Linked DNA regions of Homo sapiens: region 2 is linked to region 1. Evidence: chromatin loops called from intact Hi-C (ENCODE). Cell type or tissue: sigmoid colon. All regions are shown on one strand. Each heading gives the region's core, and the rest is flanking DNA. Links, peaks and the distances in the headings are about the cores only. Region 1 has its middle 7.9 kb from the start of VGLL4. Region 2 overlaps TAMM41 (TAM41 mitochondrial translocator assembly and maintenance homolog).

What was found. A loop is a pair of places that touch in the nucleus more often than their neighbours do. Peaks named below come from ENCODE experiments on the same cell type or tissue, not always from the same donor. Only the 100,000 strongest peaks of a DNase experiment are listed, where the experiment ranks them.
Region 2: it touches region 1 in a loop (4-fold over the local background); 83 of 110 quality-filtered maps call a loop at or near these places.

The regions. Positions count from the first base shown.
Region 1 is chr3:11,647,016-11,656,583 of GRCh38, reverse strand. It overlaps a transcript of VGLL4 not described here. Among named protein-coding and RNA genes, the nearest start is that of VGLL4, 7.9 kb to the right of the region's middle. In sigmoid colon, for the core only: a CTCF peak has its summit at 4,457 (motif pointing right); no DNase peak of the experiment used is centred there.
Region 2 is chr3:11,798,694-11,808,261 of GRCh38, reverse strand. It overlaps TAMM41 (TAM41 mitochondrial translocator assembly and maintenance homolog), which reads left to right. Exons shown (of 8, transcript NM_001284401.2): 7 at 367-429. Among named protein-coding and RNA genes, the nearest start is that of TAMM41, 43 kb to the left of the region's middle. In sigmoid colon, for the core only: CTCF peaks have their summits at 3,870 and 4,073 (motif pointing right); a DNase peak (open chromatin) is centred at 4,107; H3K27ac peaks cover 37 bases.

The sequences.
Region 1 (9,568 bases), core at 769-8,768:
TGCACCCCAGTGGACATCTCAGCTCTAGAGTTTGACAGATACGTTGAGGGCTTAGCCACAGCAGGCTGAGCTCTGCCAGCCCCTTCTGCAAAGATCCCCAGCTCAGGTGCTCCTAGCCTGTTAGCCTTCCAGCCTAAAGGCCCTGCCAACACCAGCACCCCTGGGAACTCCTCTAGCCTCCGGGGGCCTTATATGTCACCGTGGATCCCTCCCTGTGTTGGACACCATCTCTGGAGAGAACCACTCATATAAAAGGCACACCTCAAACTTAATCAGATGTCACTTTCCACAGAGGCCTGCTTCCATCCTAAGTGAGCAACTGGACTTTAATATTTGGGAAGCACTCCCTGTGTGGTGAATGGACCTCGTCTGTCGTGTGTGCTCCCTGGTAGGCCTGTTCTCATTATTCTCCCCTCCTTAGGGATCATGAGCCTTTGTATGGCAATAGACCATGTGCTTCAGGAAATCATACTTTGATCATCTCTTTATTGTAACCACGCAGAGCATCACAAAGCTGTGCACCTGCGCTCCCTCCTGACTTCCTTCATTCTTCAGTTCGCTCCTTCTTTTAGGCTTCTCGCTTTCCTCTGTTCCCAGCTTAGATTCTGGAGCTCTCCCTTCCCATTTGTTCTTTCAAGAAATGTTTAGTGGTCACCCACCAGTGTCAGGCTTTGTGTTAGGTGCTGGGGAAACAATGATAAGGCAAAACAGCACGGATGTGAATGGGAGGGAGATGGCCGTTCATCAGAGGAGTACACAGGCCTGAAATGACACCTGCCTGCGTCCTCTGAGGGCAGGCTCCTATGCAGTGAGACGAGTCACTAGAAACCCCCCGCCACCAGCCGGAACCAGACACAAACTGGAAACCCCACTGTTTCCTCCGGCAAATGCTGTCTCTTCTTAGGACCCCTTAGTCCCCGCACTCCCCACCCTATGTGGGGTAAACAGGAAATCCTGCCTTGTCCATTTCTGGGCTCACTGCAGTCAAGTGTTGGTAGGTTTATCCATTTCAAGTCCTATTCCAGCTACTGGGTGTTGATAATTTAAGAAGATAGGCTGAGAATGGGGGTGGTGGGTTTGGTTTGCCCCTTCTGTGTAAAGCAGATGGGAATTGTTTAAATACAAATGACCAGGTGGTGCCATCCCTGTGGGAAGGAAGCCAGGCTGTTTGTTAGGTGGGCTCACGTCGCCCCCTAGTCCTGCCCACGAGCAACTAACTCATTGGGATGTTGAACTCTGGTGGGTATGAAAAGCAGCCAGGTGCCCTCCTCAGTTCAGTTCAGAATCTCCAGGGTAGTGGTCCTGACCCCTAAGGGGAGGGGAGCTTGCAAAAATTACGTGGGTAGCTATTTTCAAACGATACTGCTAAGTGTAGTTATTTCCTGGGTGTAAATTCAAAATTCATCTACTGCAGATTTACCAAATTATCCTCCTGGACACCCATGGCTTTCAAAACCTCCTGGGTGATTGTAATGTATGGCCACGGTTCAAAACTGCTCTAATAGTGGGTGGATTTCTGTTGGCCCTAATAATGCCAATGGCCTCACAAATAGAAGCCTCAAATAGAAGATCCACAGGAGGATAAGGTAATGCTGGCAAACTCATCCTTGGAAAAATTGAATTGTTTGCATTTCAAAAAGAATTTTGTGGTATTGGCCATTATTTGACTTAATTGAATATTTTTCAACAAAAACCGTTTATTCTAGTTAATGTTACTAAATATAGTTGTGTTGGTGATGAAATAAAATCTAAACCACCTGCTTGTTTTATAAAGATTCTGTCTTCTCTCACTGGGGTTTCAGGCCAGTAATTAATCCAGGACATGTTAACTGTTGAATGCCTGCTCTTACAGGTATTGGGCATAGACAAAGAAAAATATGGTATGGGTTTCATTTCAAAGAGATCACCGTGTGATGAGGAAGGTGGATTTGTTGAAATATTTTAAGATACTTACAGGTGCAGGTTAATAATCTTAACATTGCAAATGATCTTTTTCTCATACCTCGTTTTATTTGCCTGCCTTTTGCAAAGCTAATAAGGTAAAATTCATGCCTTGCAAGTTAACAGGAATTGTGGACTCTAAAAACTCCCCTTATTTTTAGTTAAAAGTAAGACCCTGGGTGCAGTGGAAAATCACAGCTTCTGGTCCCAGCTCTGCTGCTCTTTGCGTGAGTTTAGAGGAGCCAAGGAGCCTGCTTGGTATCTGTTTCCTCATCTCCGCATTGTCGCGAGAACTGAGAAAGAAACAGGATATGCAGAAGATATGCACTGTGCCATGGAGTGTGGCACTTAGTATCCTTTGTTGTCTTTCTATCCCCTCAACTCTAGGAAAAATAACATTTTAAGACAATAGGACATTGACCTCTTGTGCTGTATCAGAGAATGATGATTTGGCTAAGGAGAAAATGCCCAATAATGATTTGCTTGATTTGGGTTTCTTGATTTGTGGCATTATTGTCACTTTTGCCAAATAATGCTTTGTTGTGGTGGTGGTGGTGGGGGGTGTCCTATGCATTGTAGGATGTTTGGCAGCATCCCTGGCTCCTAACCACTAGATGTTAACAACACCCCCAAATTTGAAATAACCAGACATTGCCAGATGTCTCCTGAGGAGGGCAGAATCTCCTTGGTTGAGAGCCTCTGGCCGGGGCCCTTCCCTCTGTGTTGTCTCGGGTGAATTCTATCCCTCTGCCTGCTACAAGTGTCACAGAGTTCTTACTGTCCATCAGAGAAGTGCGAAGTAAAGTCGTAGTGTGGCTGCTCCAGACCTACCAGAATAACAGGAATGAAAGAGTTGGAAAACTGTTGGCAAGGATGGGGAGCAACTTGAAATCTCATACCCTGCTGGTAGGAGTATAAACGGGTACAACTGCTGTGGAAAACTATTTGGCAATATTTACTTAAGCTGAACATACACTTTCTGCGTATCTGCTTCTGAGTACATGTGCGACAGAAATGCATTCCGAGGCTGATAAGAGACACACACTAGAATATTCATAGCAGCACTATTTATAATAACCCCCAGGTAGAAACTACCTAAATGCCCATCAGTGGTAGAATGAAGGATCTGCGATATATTGGAGTAATGGAGTACTAGACAGCAATGCAAATGAATGCTATGCAACTGCACATAAAAATAATGCTACCACTCATAAAATATGTGGAGTGAAGGAATCCAGCCACAAGAGTAGCTAGCATCATACGATTCTCTTTCTATAAAGTGTTATACAACTGATCTACGTTCTTAAAGGTTAGGATAGTAAGTTACCCTATGGGGGTAGTTACTGGAAGAAGGAATAGGTGGAGGTGGGATACATTAAAATTCTCCCTATATAAATAACAGCCATGATTTCTCTTTCCTGGACGGCACCCTAACTGGTTGGAAGGATGACTGTGGAGGTGCTTAGCGTGCTGCATAATGAATGAAGCACTGTGCAGGCAGACTGACCTGTGAAATGAAGTTGGGTCACACATTGGGGCTAGCAGCGAACTTAGCCCTTCAGTTGTTGAATATTTGGGACATTTTCTCCAGTTCTTCTATTTTTACCATGGAAGTCAGTTCTAGTCAATCTTGCAGGAATACATCTATGAGTAATTATGACTTGGTACAAAGTGAATATCAGAATAGCGTTTTAATTGTGAATGTTCTTTGAATGGGACTTACTGAACCTAAATTGGTTGTAGTAGCGAAAATCACTAAAATAATCATGTATGTAAACATGCAAGAAAATATTTGTATTGTCAAACATGTAAGACAGTAGTTGTAAAACTAACAAGTTAAAGTGTTTTGCAAGAGATTTCTCTTTTCTTGGGGATGCTAATCTAATTAAATTCCCTTCCCTCGCACTGATTTATTCTGATTTATTTAAAACACCATTCCTTAGCCTGTAGTCCCAGTACTTTGGGAGGCTGAGATGGGCGGATCACTTGAGGTCAGGAGTTCGAGACCAACCTGTCCAACATGGTGAAACCCCATCTCTAATAAAAATACAAAAATTACCCGGGCGTGGTGGCACGTGCCTGTTATCCCAGCTACTTTGGAGGCTGAGGCAGGAGAATCGCTTGAACCCGGGGGGCAGAAGTTGCCAGTGAGCAGACATCGCGCCACTGCACTCCAGCCTGGGCAACAGAGTTAGACTCCATGTCAAAAAAACAAAAAAACAAAAAACACCATTCCCAGTCTGCACTTTTTAGGATTATTAAGGTTAAATTTATGTGAAAGCACATTTCCTATTTAATCACTTGGCATCAATTTAATTGATTTTGTATTTTGTTTTAACTTTTGCAGAGTTTAGTAAGAATTAAACTATTTGTTAAAAGATATTTTCTATGAATTTTAATATTAAATAAAATAAGGTTTATTTTTGTATTTGAAATATAATGCACATCAGGCAAGAATAGCACGAATTCTGCAGTTTGCTTTTTCAAAATGGTCTTTGTAATTTAAAGTTCACCCCTAGAGGGTGGTGTTGTATTGAAAATTTAAATATGATCTGAAGACCCATTTAAAGTTTTTGAAAAGTCCATAGATTTGTGTTAAAATCTTATATTACAGAGAATGATCAGTCGCTACTTAATAGAAGTTGAGTGTGTTTTAACTTACAAATGGTAGTATTTTGTAAATAATAAAATCTAAGACATAGTTTAATGATATTTGCTTTTGTGAAAAATTCCACAAAATACTGTCCTTTTAAAAAAATCATCCTTGAGCAGCCCCAAGTTGTATAAATAATCACTATTTTATGATATATTTAGGAATTCTTAAAAGAAAGTAACAACAAAGGGAGCTTATTAGATATTTGGTTTATGTCGCTGATTTTTTTTTTTTTTAAATCAGCTACTCCCTGGTACTTACTGTACGTCATTGATATTTAAGGCATTTGAAGTTTGTTTTGTTTTGGTTTCTCCTTTAACTCAGCAGCTTAGTTGTTGACCTACCGTGTACAAAGCAGTCTTTATAATATGGTAGGGGACAGACACAGAAACTATCTTATAGTCTGCTTTGTTTTAGAATGAAGTATAGAATAAACCTAAAATAATGCAGGATGAAGAGATTAATCCTAGCTAATGGTTCTTGGTGGGGGCGGGGGGTTGGTAATTCAGCTAGGCCTTTAAGGAATTTGCATTCTAAACAATGTTTAAAAGAAAAGAAAGTTTGGTTTCTTAAGTCTTCCTTTTTTATTACTCAATGCTAGGTTTTACCTTAAACCCTTTTCTTTCTTTTTCTTTCTTTCTTTTTTTTTTTTTGAGTCTCACTCTATCGCTTAGGCTGGAGTGCAATGGTACAATCTTGGCTCAATACAACCTCCGCCTCCTGGGTTCAAGCAGTTCTCCTGCCTCAGCCTCCCAAGTAGCTGGGATTATAGGCACCTGCCACCACACTTGGCTAATTTTTTTGTATTTAGGAGAGATGGGTTTTCAATATGTTAGTCAGGCTGGTCCCGAACTCCTGACCTCAGGTGATCCACCCGCCCTCCCAAAGTGCTGGGATTACAGGCGTGAGCCACCGCGCCTGGTCCCTTAAACCCTTTTCTATGCTTTCCTTCTTACAACCTTGTCTTAGTAATTAAATTAAGTAGATTACGAAGCAAAAATGTGTTGACCAGTGTAGTGTTTTACAAACACCACCATCATCATCATCATTGGTACTGTTCTTAGTACACTGAGGAATGTGCTGGTAAATTGCGACGGACCTAGAGATCCTCTGAAACATGACAGTTTTGCACCTCCAACTTATTGTTTAACTGATGCTTTAGCTCAAGGAATAGTCAAACTTATTTTCTTGTTATTAGTAAGGTCTGTTTTGAATATTATTTACATCAGGTTAAAGTGTGTGTCTGTGTGTGTGTGTGTGTGTGTGTGTGTTTTCTATGTGTAGCAAGAAGAGAAAAAAAGCACTTTAAAATGAAAGTATTAACTAAATATCCAGCTTACTTGAAACCCTGGGAGGAAGAGCACAGCGGAACCCAGTAGGGGAAACAGATAGCGCAGTAGGGTTACTCATATTTTCTAATGTGGTATTTGGAGATGTTATGTTAGACTTAACATTAAAACTTTCCCCTCTCTTCAAGTGCTCAAATGAAAGCATTTTATTTTAAATAAATGTCTGGGGAGTGATTTTGATCATTTGGCTTTTCTTTCCACAGGCTGATATTAAATAGAAGAGTATTTGGCTTTTATTACACAGCTCGCAGTTTTGGTGATCTATTCTAAAGTGGTAGTCAAACCTCTAGCTAATTAAACAGATCAGCCTAGTAATTAGCCTGGGCTTTCTTCTATCGTCATATTGCCATTATTCCACAAAGATGCTGAGGCACAACCATAATTAACATTTATAAAGCACTTATTGGGCCAGGCGTGGTGGCTCATGCCAGTAATCCCAGCACTTTGGGAGACCGAGGCGGGTGGATGGCTTAAGGCCAGGAGTTCAAGACCAGCCTGGGTAACACAGTGAGAACCTGTCTCTACAAAAAATGATTAAAAAAAAAAGTTAGCCAGACACGGTGGCATGCACCTGTGGTCCTGCTGAGTTGGAAGGATCACTTGAGCCTGGGAAGTCAAGGCTGCAGTGAGCTGTGATTGAGCCACTGCACTCTAGCCTGGGCAATAGAGGGAGACCCTGTTTCAAAAAAACCAAACCAAACCAAACCAAACCAAACCAAACCAAACCAAACCAAACCAAACCAAATAGAGCACTTGTGTGCTGTGGGGGAGTTTTACTCTAAGGACTGAGGCTTAGCTTTCCTTCCCTCTAGAAGCTTATGGTCTAGTTTGGGGGAATTGGTACTGACATATGACATAATTAGTAAGCAGTAGAAGATAAAAAGCACGTACACATGTCTATAAGCTCTGCAAGTGTAGAGCTGTCTCTGTCAATTTTGCTCTTTGAGACAGATACCCCATCTTAAACATCTTTGAATGTTCCAAAGTTCTAAAGAAATGTTTGGATTCTTATTATTTTTAAGTTGTTAAACCCAAATCAAAAGGAGATATCATGAGATATGTAAGCTATAATAAGATATACATATCCATTGCTTATGTCTCACCAGGGAATATTATTTCATTGTGTTGCTGCTTTTTAAAAATCAAGAACTTTCCTTATCCGCATCTTCATTATAGGAAGAATAAACTATTTGTAGGCTAGTTAGAAATTCAGGAAAATGGAAAAAATGCCCACCATTCAAAGATGGGCACTATTAACATTTTGGAATACTTTCCAGTCTTTTTAATGTATACTTTTTCCTATATATATATGTATGTTTTCATAAATACATTAGCACAGTTGGTGAATAATGTGTGTTTTAGTTTTATATCCGATTTTTATTGTTTTCAGTTAACAAATGTAGTACTGTCACACAGTATATAGCATAGCATTTCCTCATGTCATTATAGATTATTGAAGGTGTTGTAATGGCTGCGTAATAGTCTGTCATCGATAAGCCACGGTTTTAATGCATCCTTTTATTTGGACTTTAGGTTTTCAGGTTTTCATTTTACACATAGCTGTATGATAAGCATCTTTATGAAACTCTTCAAATCTTATTTTCTTAAGACAGAAGTCTAGAAGTAGAGTCCAAGGCAAGGACAAAGGCATGGACATTTTTCATAAAACAGTCTAGTGTGTGCCAACCTGCTTTATACACAGGCGTTATCTGTTTATACTGCATTAGCAGTGAGCAAAGATTCCAATGGCATCCTGTTTCACCAGCAAGAAATAAGATTGAAAAAGTCTTTTTGTTAAATTGGTAGCTGGAAAATCACTTAAAATTTATATTTCTTTGATTATTAGTAAGGTTGAATAGTTTTTCAAAAATGTGTTGGCCATTTGTTTCTCATGCTCTTAAAAAATGTTATTCAGATCAAGTGGTTTTTCAATTTTTTCCTTTGTTCTTTCTATTTTTAAATGTTCTTTGAATACCAAGAACATTTATCCTTCACTGTAATATATGACACAAATATATTCTTCAGTTTTGTATTTTGCCTTTACTTGGTTTTGGTGTTTTTAGATGTATAAAAGCATAAAATCTGTATTCTCAATCAAATTCTACATCTTCCTTGGTGGCTTCTGTCTTTGATTAAAAATTTTATTTCTGGCTTAGCAAATGTTTTCCTATTCCACATCAGATAGTCTGAACATATCCTTATAGTTTTGTAAGTTTTTGCAGCAAAAACCTTACTTTAAAAGCATCTAAATAATCTTTAAAACATTTGGGATTTATTTTGATGTACAGTATAAGGCAAAGTGCTATCTGGATTCTTTTCTCAGTAATGTTTGTTTTGTAATCCACTTCTTCCCCATTGGCCTGGATTTCTGATTCCTATATCCACAGTATCTGTCTGGTCCTACCTAGTCTCTACCCAGTAACACTCCAAAATATATTCTTTGCTTTATGTTTTAAATATTTGATAGATCAAACTTATTCATTCGTAGAAAAAGAACTAGCTTTTCCCATCTCATTTGTGTGTGTGGATAAAATTTAGACCCATCTTTCCAATTCCCTACAAAACTATCCTGTTGCTACTTTAATTATGAATATATTATCCTATGAATGAATCTGAGAAGGATTGATATTTTCTAGTATTTTTTTTTTTTTATGGATGAGCTGATTGTACCCTGAAGTACAATCAGAATCTACATGGTGTTTCTTAAAGGCAAGGACCTGTGGTCTCCAAGAGATGTTGACAGCCACCTAATGACATCGAGTAAGATAATCCAGAGTGTGCTGGAAGTAGGGATGGGGAAATGAAGAATCTGCCGTTTAGATGTTTACTGATTTTATTCAGCTGGTATTTATTGATGGCCTACCATGCGCCAGGCTTCTGCCAGACTTCTGCCAGACTGACCTCGAAAAGGTGAGGAAGGCATAGTCCTTGCTCCGAAGATCTAGGCTAGGAAAGAAGCACATATAAGGTATGGGTTGAGCGTCCTAATCCAAAAATCTGAAATGAAAAATGCTCCAAAATCTGAACAGTGTTGAGTGCTGACACAACATTCAGGTGAAAATGCTCATATTGGAGCATTTCAGATTTCAGACTTTAAAATTAGAGATGCTCAACTGGTAAGTATAATGCAACTATTCCAAAATCCAAGAAGGTCCGAAATCCAAAACACTTCTGGTCCAAGTATTTTGGATAAGGACTACTTACCCTGTAAAAGGATAGCTTGGCGTAGGGTGTGAGGAGATGGTAGGATGGGATCGTAGGGAGATTTCACAGGACAAGAGGGGCTTTCTGACAAGTCTCAAGGAAGAGTGGATGTTTGCTGAGTAGACAGGTTGGGAAAGAAGAGACGTCCTGCACACCGAGAAGCATACTGATGTGCTTTGTGGAATAACTCACTGCAGGTCATCCAGTGTGCTTGAAACTAAGGTGAAAGTTGTCAGGAGCTGGGATGGAAAGGCCTAGAGCCGGTCCAGGAGGCGCTCCCAGCCTGCAGAGGCGGGCTGTTGTAGCTGGCCCCTCTGGAGCACAAGCTTCTCTGTGAAACCAGGTTTGTTTCATTTTTCCCCAAGACTTTGTTGCAGACTGATAGTTTATAAAATGTAATGCAGCCCTATAACTAGAAATA
Region 2 (9,568 bases), core at 612-8,611, 150 kb before region 1:
ATCATTTGGTTTTTATCTTTTCATGTTATGGAATTGAGAACCAGAAATCTCAAGCAGATTTAAGTCATAAAATGCCCTTTGAGGGTCAGCTAACCCATCCCCTTGTTTTAAGGGGAAGAGGCACAGAGCTGTTCGGTCATCGGCTTGGACTCACACAGCCGGGTGGCGCCACGGCTGGCTGCTCTGGTCTCCTGGCCCTCAATCCCACTGCCCTTTTCATTGTCACTGTGACAGCAGGACAGAGATAGATTTGGTGGTTTGATTGGCTGACTAGAAAGAATATTTAGTTTCAAGTTTTAAAACTGTTAAGATGACTAACATCTGTTTTGGGTTTTTTTGGTCTCCTTTTTGGTTTTTTTCTCGCAGGGCTTTCAGCAATCGTGAGACCGTCTAGTATAAGACAGAGCACGAAAGGCATTTTTACTGCTGGTAAGAGCTTTGGAAATCCGTGTGTAACATACCTGCTGACTGAGTGGCTTCCACACTCTTGGTTACAGTGTAAAGCTTTGTATCTTTTAGGTGCTTGTGAAATGCTGAGCTTTGATGGCCATAAACTGGGATATTGCAGTAAGGTACAAACAGGCATAACAGCAGCAGAACCTGGTGGTCGAACAATGTCAGACCATTGGCAGTGCTGTTGGAAGCTTTACTGCCCTTCTGAATTTTCTGAGACACTTCCTGTGTGCAGGGTTTTTCCCTCATATTGTTTTATTTATCAAAGTTACAGATGCATAGGATTGCAAAAACAGCAGCATCTGTGCTCCCCCTCCTCTTCCCCTTCTCTGAGACAACTGCTTCCATCTGTCTTAGTGGGTTATTTTTGTTGTTACTGCCATTTCTCTAAATGGTAAGTTTTCGTTGCTCCTTCTCTACGTTTCAACTTTAGGTATCATCTATTGACTTCTCTCTATGGGAGGTTAGAAGTCAACTCTGGCACCCACCCTCATCAAATGTACGCACCCTCCCATCCCTCTGTCCTCCTAATATAGTTGTCTGGTGGTTTTGGCTAATTAGTTTTCAGTTTGATGGTATGGTGAGCCACAGAGTACACCTTTCCTTCCCTGCATAATGTTCTTCTCTCATGGAGAGTGTCTTCGCTGTCCCCTCTAGGGGGTCCCCCATTTACTGTATCTCATGTCTTTCACTTGCTTGGTGCACACTCTCATTTTGGTGAAGCACATTTTCCAGTAATTTCCTGAGAAGGGGAACATGGAAGGCACATTTGGAGACCACGTATGTCTGAAAGTCTTTTTTGTCTGTCTTCACCCATAGTTAATACTTAGGCTGGGTATTGATTAGAAATCACTTTCCTTTAAAATTTTGAGATCATTGCTGCATTTATCTTTTACTTCTAGGATTGTTGTCTATGTCTAAAGCCAATCTGATTCTTAATCCTTTGTGTATGTTATTTCTGGAAGCATGTTAGGTCTTTATTTTTCCCCAGTGCTCTGAATTCTCTCAGTGATGTGCTTTGATGTGAGTCTGTTTTTATCTGTTTTATCTGTTTTACCGGGAATTCATTGCCCTTTCTGTTGGGAAACTCAGAATATAAGCATATAAGAAAAATGTTTTAAATTTTTTCTTTAATTTTGTCCCATCTGTTTTCTCTGTTCTCTTTCTGGAACTCCTTTTATTCAGATATTGCACCCCCTAGATTAGTCTTTGGTTTTCTTTCTTTTGTCTTCTATTTTTTATCTGTTTTTCTTTTGCTCTGCTTTGGAAGATTTTCTCGAATTTCTCAACTTTAGCTTCCAACCCTTCTGTTGAGTGTTTATAATTTCCAGGAACTCTCTCTTTTCTTGCTGTTCTCTGAATGCTCCTGTTTTTTGCATCCTATTCTTGTTTTATGGCCTAAATATTTGACATCTCTTTGGAGGACAAAGTGGCTGTATCAGTTCATCGTCCCACAAGCAGAGTAGGAGAATACTCTTTTCTTCCCATTTTTTCCAACATTTGGCATCATCAAGTGATAGACTTTTCTAGTTCAGGCTTTCTTCATGCAAGCATCCATTGAGCATCTCTCATGTGCCAGCTGCTCGGGATACAAAAGTGAACACAACGCTGCGTTAGTCTGTTCTCATGCTGCTAATAAAGACATACCTCAGACTGGGTAATTTATAAAGGAAAGAGGTTTAATTGATTAGCAGTTCCACATGGCTGGGGGTGTCTCAGAATCATGGCGGAAGGTGAATGAGGAGCAAAATCATGTCTTACATGGCGGCAGGCAAGAGAGCATGTGCAGGGGAGCTCCCTTTTATAGAACCATCAGATCTCGTAACACTTATTCACTATTATGAAAACAGCACAGGAAAGACCTGCCTTCGTGATTCAATTACCTCCCACCAGGTCCCTCCCACGACGTGGGGATTATTACAATTCAGGGTAAGATTTGGGTGGGAACACAGAGCCAAACCATATCAAATGCTATACTGACTTGCAGAGGCGTATAATTTAGAAGGGAAAAGAGACATGCTAACAGAAATTTGCAAGAGAGGGAGAAATAGCACAGAGGTAGCCCAAAAAGGGGAGTGATCTTTCAACCTAATTCTAATCCCTGGGTTTGAGATTGCTGGGGAGCTGGTATGGTCACACCTCTCAGTGTCTCATAGCCCAGCTGCTTGGATACTCCTCTGAGCATTTGGCCCTCAAGGACCGTGTTGCCCTCCTGAATCACTGGAAAGATTCAACAAGGCCAGGCATGGTGGCTCACACTTATAATCCCAGCACTTTGGGAGGCCAGGGCGGGAGGATTGCTTGGGCTCAAGAGTTCAAGACCAGTCTGGGCAACACAGCAAGACCCTGTCTCTTTAAAAATAACAAAAATAGGCCAGATGCGGTGGCTCACACCTATAATCCCAGCACTTTGGGAGGCCAAGGCAGGAGGATCACTTGAGTCCTGGAGTTTGAGATCAGCCTGGGCAACATGGTGGAACCCTGTCTCTAAAAAAATAGAAAAAATAGGCTGGATGTGGTGACTCATGCCTGTAATCCTAGTACTTTGGGAGGCCGAGACAGGCAGATTGCCCGAGCTCAGGGGTTTGAGACCAGCCTGGGCAACATGGTGAAACCCCGTCTCTACTAAAATACAAAAAATTAGCTGGGCGTGGTGGCACATGCCTGTAGTCCCACCTTTGAGCGGCTGAGGCAGGAGAATTGCTTGAACCTGGGAGGCGGAAGTTGCAGTGAGCCAAGATTGTGCCACTGCCTCTGGCCTGGGCGAGAGTGAGACTTCGTCTCAAAAAAAAAAAAAAAAAAAAAAAAAAAAGGGCTGGGCGTGGTGGTGCGCGCCCGTAGTCCTGAGCCCAGGAAGTCGAGGCGGCATTGAGCTAAGAACGCACCACTGCACTTCAGTCTGGGTGACAGAGTGAGACCCTGTCTCAAAAAAAAAAAAAATTATAATAATAAAAACATTGTATAAAAGTTTCAACAAAGACTTAGTAGCACTTGTGTCACATCTGCTGAACTAAAGATTTTCCTACCATTTGGGTGCATGGCTTTGCATTTCCAGTTAAGATATTCATTTAATCTATGTTCCTGCTAGTTTACTCTGGCAAGACTGAAGATGAGGTACTTTTGTTTGTTTGGGTGATTCATGCTGTTAATCTGAATTTTGCATGATTGCCTTTCCCTTGCCATGATCCTCCTTGGGTGAGGCTTAATGATTTGTTTTGTTGTTGGCGTCCCATGCTATAAGGAATTATTGGAATTATTAGAATTATTGTTAATTATTTTTCAGTTGTGACAATGGTGGTGTTATGGAGCTTTTTAAAAAATTCCCTTTCTTTTAGAGATGCATACTAAAATAATTCCAGATGCAATGATATGTTGTCTGGGATTTGCTTCAAAATAAAACATGGCAGAGGGCAGTGGGTAATGGGTAGATGACACAAGATTGGCCATGAGCTGATATATTGTCAAAGCTAGGTAAAGATGCATGGGGCTGTTTTATACTCTTCTGTCTGTTATTTAAGTTTGAATTTTTCTCTAATAAAAGGCTGAAAAAGATCTTCTTGACACCTTCAACCTGAAATGAGCCTTTGGTCCTCTTTCCACTCATTATTTCTACTCACCAGCAGAGGGCAGTTGATCACAGAACCCACAGCTCAGCTGTCCTTGTGGCCCTGGAGTGCTGATGCTGCTTCCCCTGAGTGCTTACTGCTTGCTTCCCCTTCACTTTTTTTTCTTTTTAATTTTTAAAACGTTTAAGGAATACAAGTGCATTTTTCTTACATGGTGAAGTCTGGGCTTTTAGTGTACCCATCATCACCCAAATAGTGAATATTGTACCCAATAGGTAATTTTCCAACCCTCATCTCCTCCCACCCTCACACTTTTTATAGTCACCAGTGTCATTCTATTCTGTATGCTCATGCATACACATTGTTTAGCTCCCACTTAAAGTGAGAACATGTGATACTTGAATTTCTGTTTCTGAGTTATTTCACTTATACACGTGGCCTCCAGTTCTATCCATCTTGCTGCAAAAGACATTATTTCATTCTTTGTTATGGCTAAGTAGTATTCAAGGTGAGATATAGATGTAGATATATACACATTTTTGTTATCCAGTCCTCCATTGATGGACACTTTGGTTAATTCCATATCATTGCTATTGTGACTAGTGCTGCAGTAAACATACGAGTGGTTTTTTTTGTTTTTGTTTTTGATATAATGATTTCTTTCCTTTTGGATGTATACATAGTAATGGGATTGCTAGATCAAAGGTTAATTCTATTTTTAGGTCTTTAAGAAATCTCCATACTGTTTCCCATAAAGGCTATACTAATTTAGATTCCCTTCAACAGTGTATAAGCATTCCCTTTTCTCCACATCTGCACCAACATCTGTTTTTTGTTTTTTGTTTTTTTTTGTGAGACAGAGCAACTGCCTCACTCTGTTGCTCAGGCTGGAGTATAGTGGCGCGATCTCACCTCACTGCAACCTCCACCTCCTGGTTTCAAGCGATTCTCCCCCTTCAGCCTCCTGAGTAGCTGGAGACGGAATCTCTGTCACCCAGGCTAGAGTGCAGTGGTGCAATCTCAGCTCGCAGCAACCTCTGCCTCCTGGGTTCAAGCAATTCTACTGCCTCAGCCTCCCGAGTAGCTGGGACTACAGGCATGCATCACCATGCCTGGCTAATTTTTGTATTTTTAGTAAAATCGGAGTTTCACCATGTTGGCCAGGCTGGCCTTGAATTCCTGATCTCAAGTGATCTGCCCACCTTGGCCTCCCAAAGTGCTGGGATTACAGGTATAAGTCACTGTGCCCAGGCTATTGAATGCTTTTTCTGCATCTATTTAGACAATCATGTGGTTTTTGTCCTTAATTCTGTTTATGTGATGTATCACATTTATTGATTTGTATATATTGAACCATCCTTGCATCCCTGGGATAAATCCCACCTGATCATAATGTATTCTCTTTTTGATGTGCTGTTGGATTTAATTTGCTAGTATTTTGTTGAGGATTTTTGTGTCTGTGTTCATCAGGGATATTGGTCTATAATTTTCTTTTTTGGTGGTGTTGTGTCCTTGTCTGTTTGGTACCAAGGTGATAGCGGCCTCATAGAATGAGTTAGGGAGAATTCCCTCCTTGATCTTTTTAGAATAGTTTCAGAAGGATTGGTATTCATTCTTTCTGTGTTTGGTAGAGTTCAGCTGTGACTCCATCAGGTCCTGGGCTTCTTTTTGTTCTTGGGAGATTTTTATTAGTGATTCAGTCTTGCTACTACATTACTGATCTTTTCAGATACTCTGTTTCTTCCTGGTTCAATCTTGAAGATTATGTTTCCATGAATTTATCAGTTTCCTCTGGGTTTTCTAGTTTGTGGACATCTAGTTGTTTATAATAGTCTCTGATGATCTTCTGTATGTCTGTGGTATCAGTTGTAATGTCTCCTTTTTCATTTCTGATTGTGTTTATTTGTATCTCTTCTTGTCTTGTATCTTGTTTATTTGTATCTCTCTTGTCTTCTTAGTCTTAGCTAGTGGTTTATCAATTTTGTGTATCTTTCAAAGAACCAACTTTTCTTTTTTGTTTTTTGAGTCAGGGTCTGGCTCTATCACTCAGGCTACACGGTGCAGTGGCACAATCATGGCTTACTAGAATATTTGCCTCCCAGGCTTAAGCAATCCTCCCACCTCAGCCTTTCAAGTAGGTGGGACTACAGTGCACACTACCATGCCTGGCTAACTTTTGTATTTTTTGTCAAGGTGAGATTTTGCCACATTGCCCTGGCTGGTCTTGAACTCCTAGAATCTCGATCCGCCAGCCTCAGCCTCCCAAAGTGCAGGGATTACAGGCATGAGCCACTGCACCTAGTCCCAACTTTTCATTTTGTTGATACTTTGTATTGTTTTTTGGTCTCCATTTTATTTAGTTCTGCTCTGATCTTTGTTATTTCTTTTCTTCTGCTAACTTTGAGTTTAGTTATTTTTTTTCTTGTTATAGTTTTCGTTATATTTTTCAATGCCTTGAGGTATGGCATTAGGTTGTTAATTTGTGATCTTCCTACTTTTTTATGTAGACATGTAATGCTGTAAACATTAGTAATGCCCTCTTAGCACTGCTTTTGCTGCATCCCACAGGCTTTGGTATGTTGTGTTTTCATTTTTATTTGTTTCCAAAAATTTTTAAGGTCAGGCATGGTGGCTCATGCCTGTAATCCCAGCACTTTGGGAGTCTGAGGTGGGTGGATTGCTTGAGCCTAGGAGTTTGAAACCAGCCTGGGCAACGTGGAAAAACCCCATTTCTACAAAAAAATTAGCTGTGCAGCTGTGCATGGTGGTATGTGCCTGTAGTCCCAGCTACTCAGGAGGCTGAGGCAGGAGTCTCACTTGAGCCAAAGGAGTTTGAGGCTACGGTGAGCCATGATTACACCACAGCCTGGGTGACACAGTAAGACCCTGTCTCAGGGGTCTCAGGGGAAAAAAATCTTCATTAACCCAGTGATTAAGTGATTATTTAGGGGCATGCTGTTTAATTTCCATGTACTTGTATCATTTCTGAAGTTCCTCTTATGTTGATTTCTAGCTTTATTCTACTATTGTCTGAGAAGATACTTGATTTTGATTTTTTAAAATTTGTTAAGACTTGTTTTGTAGCCTAATGTGTGATGTGTGATCTATCTTTAAGAATGTTTCTTCTTCCTTTTTTTTTTTTTTCTTTCTTGAGACAGGGTCTTGCTCTGTTGCCCAGGGTGGAGTGCAGTGGTGTGATCATGGCTTACTGTAGCCTTGACCTCCTAAGGTTAAGCAGTCCTCTCACCTCAGCCTCCTGAGTAGCTGGGACCACAGGCACATACCACCATGCCTGGCTACATTTATTTTTAATCTTATTTTTTGTAGAGACAAAGTCTCCCTATGTAGCCCATGCTTGAAGAATGTTTTATGTGCTGATGAAAAGAACATATATTCTGTAGATGTTGGGAAGAATGTTCTGTAAATGTCTGTTAAGTCTATTTGGTCTAAAGTCCAGTGTTTCTTTGTTAATTTTTTGCCTCGATGGTCTGTATAGTGCTGTGAGTAGAATGTCGAAGTCCCCCACTGTTATTGTGTTGCTATCTATCTCTTTCTTTAGAGCTAGTAATATTTGTTTTGTGAATTTGGGTGGTCCTATGTTGGGTGCATATATATTTAGGATTTGCTGTACCCTTTTGGTGAACTGATCCCTTTATCATTATATAATGACCTTCTTAGTCTTTTTTTTTTTTTTTAACTGTTTTTGATTTAGAGTCTGTTTTATTTGACATATATATAGTTCTCCTTTTGATTTCTTTTTGGATGGAATATCTTTTTCCACCCCTTTACTTTCAGTCTATTTGTGTCTTCACAGGTAAGGTGAGTTTCTTGTAGGTAGCATATAGGTGGATTATGTTTTTTTAATCCATTCTGCCAGTCTGTATCTTTTAAATGAAGCATTTAATGCATTTACATTTAAAGTTAATATTGATATGTGAGGTTTTGTTTCTGTCACATGGTTATTTTCAAGTTATTTTATAAATTCTTTGTTTTCTTTCTTTTTCTCTTTTTGTCCTTGTGTTTTGATGAAATTCTGTAATTTGATTTCTTTCTTTTCCTCTTTTGTGAGATTGTTTTATAAGAACTGTGAGTTTTATATTTCTGGGTATTTTTGTGATGGTGAATATCAGCGTTTTGTTTCCATGTTTAAGACTCCTTTGAGCATTTCCTATAGGGCTGGTCTAGTGGTGACAGATTCCATTAGTATTTGTCTAGGAAAGACTAGTCTCTTTCATTTATGAAGCTTATTCTAGCAGGATATAAAATTCTTGGGTGACAGGGTTTTTTTCCTTCAGCACTTTAAAAATGCTATCCCATTCTCTTCTGGCCTTTAAGGTTTCTGCTGAAAAGTCCACTGTTAGTCTGATGAGGTTTCCTTTATGGGTGACTAGATGCTTTTCTCTTGCTTATTTTAAAATTGTTTCTTTTACTTTCACTTTAGACCTTCTGATTATAGTATGCTATGTTGAAGTCCTTTTTGCAGTGTATTCACCTGGGGGTCATTGGGTCTCTTGTATCTGGATATCTGACACACTTGCTAGACTTGGGAAGCTTTCATTGATTATTTCCTTAAATAAATTTTTCTAAACATTTTAACCTCTCTTCCTGCACAGCCTTTTCTTCACTTCTAATGATGCCACATTGCATTGTGGAAGTCCAGAGTGACAGAATGTATGTTACCTCACACTGAGGTGACATAAAGCATGGAAAGTGATGAGCACCCCTTCAGATTCTGTGGGTTAAATGGCCTTATGCTCTGGCTGCTCTGTTTATTATGGCCAAGGGCTGTGACAAAGGTTTCCTAGCATAGTGCTGAGGGCAGAGGTTTGTGAGCCGCAGAGACTAGAGCTCAAATTACAACCTAACCAGTGTGACTTGGGCAAGTTACCTAATTTTTCTGAGTTTTAACTTCATAGGAATAATTATGCCTGCCTCACCAGGTTGTGAAGATTATGTTTGGTTTTTTGTTTGTTTTGGGTTTTGTTTTTTTGGAGACAGGTTCTAGCTCAGGCCAGAGTGCAATGGTGTATTTTACGTTTGTTTTTTTGTTTTTGTTTTGTTTTTTTGGAGACAGGTTCTAGCCCAGGCTAGAGTACAATGATGTGATCCTCCCACTTTAGCCTCCCAAGTACCTGGGTCTAAAGGATGCAATACCACACCTGGCTGTTTTTTTGTTTTGTTTTTGTTTTTTGTAGAGATGGAGTCCCACTATGTTGCCCAGGCTTGTTTCAAACTCCTGGGCTCAAGTGATCCTCCCACCTCAGCCTCCCAAAGTGCTGGAATTATAGGGTTAAGCCACTGCACCTGGCCAGGAGATTATATTTTAAGATATATTAAGGCATCTAGCATTGTGTCTGGTTTTTCTTCTTTTGGTATCATTACCTAAAAGTTTCCTGACCTCTCTTTAAAACAAGCCTCTTTACAATGTCATATTTGAATAGTGTTAGCCCCTGGCCCAGGTCTCCAGCTGGAGTAAACTAACAGTGACAGGCACCGAGTGACTGGTTTGCCTGTTTCTCTTTCCTCATCCTCACAGTAAGTTTCAGAAC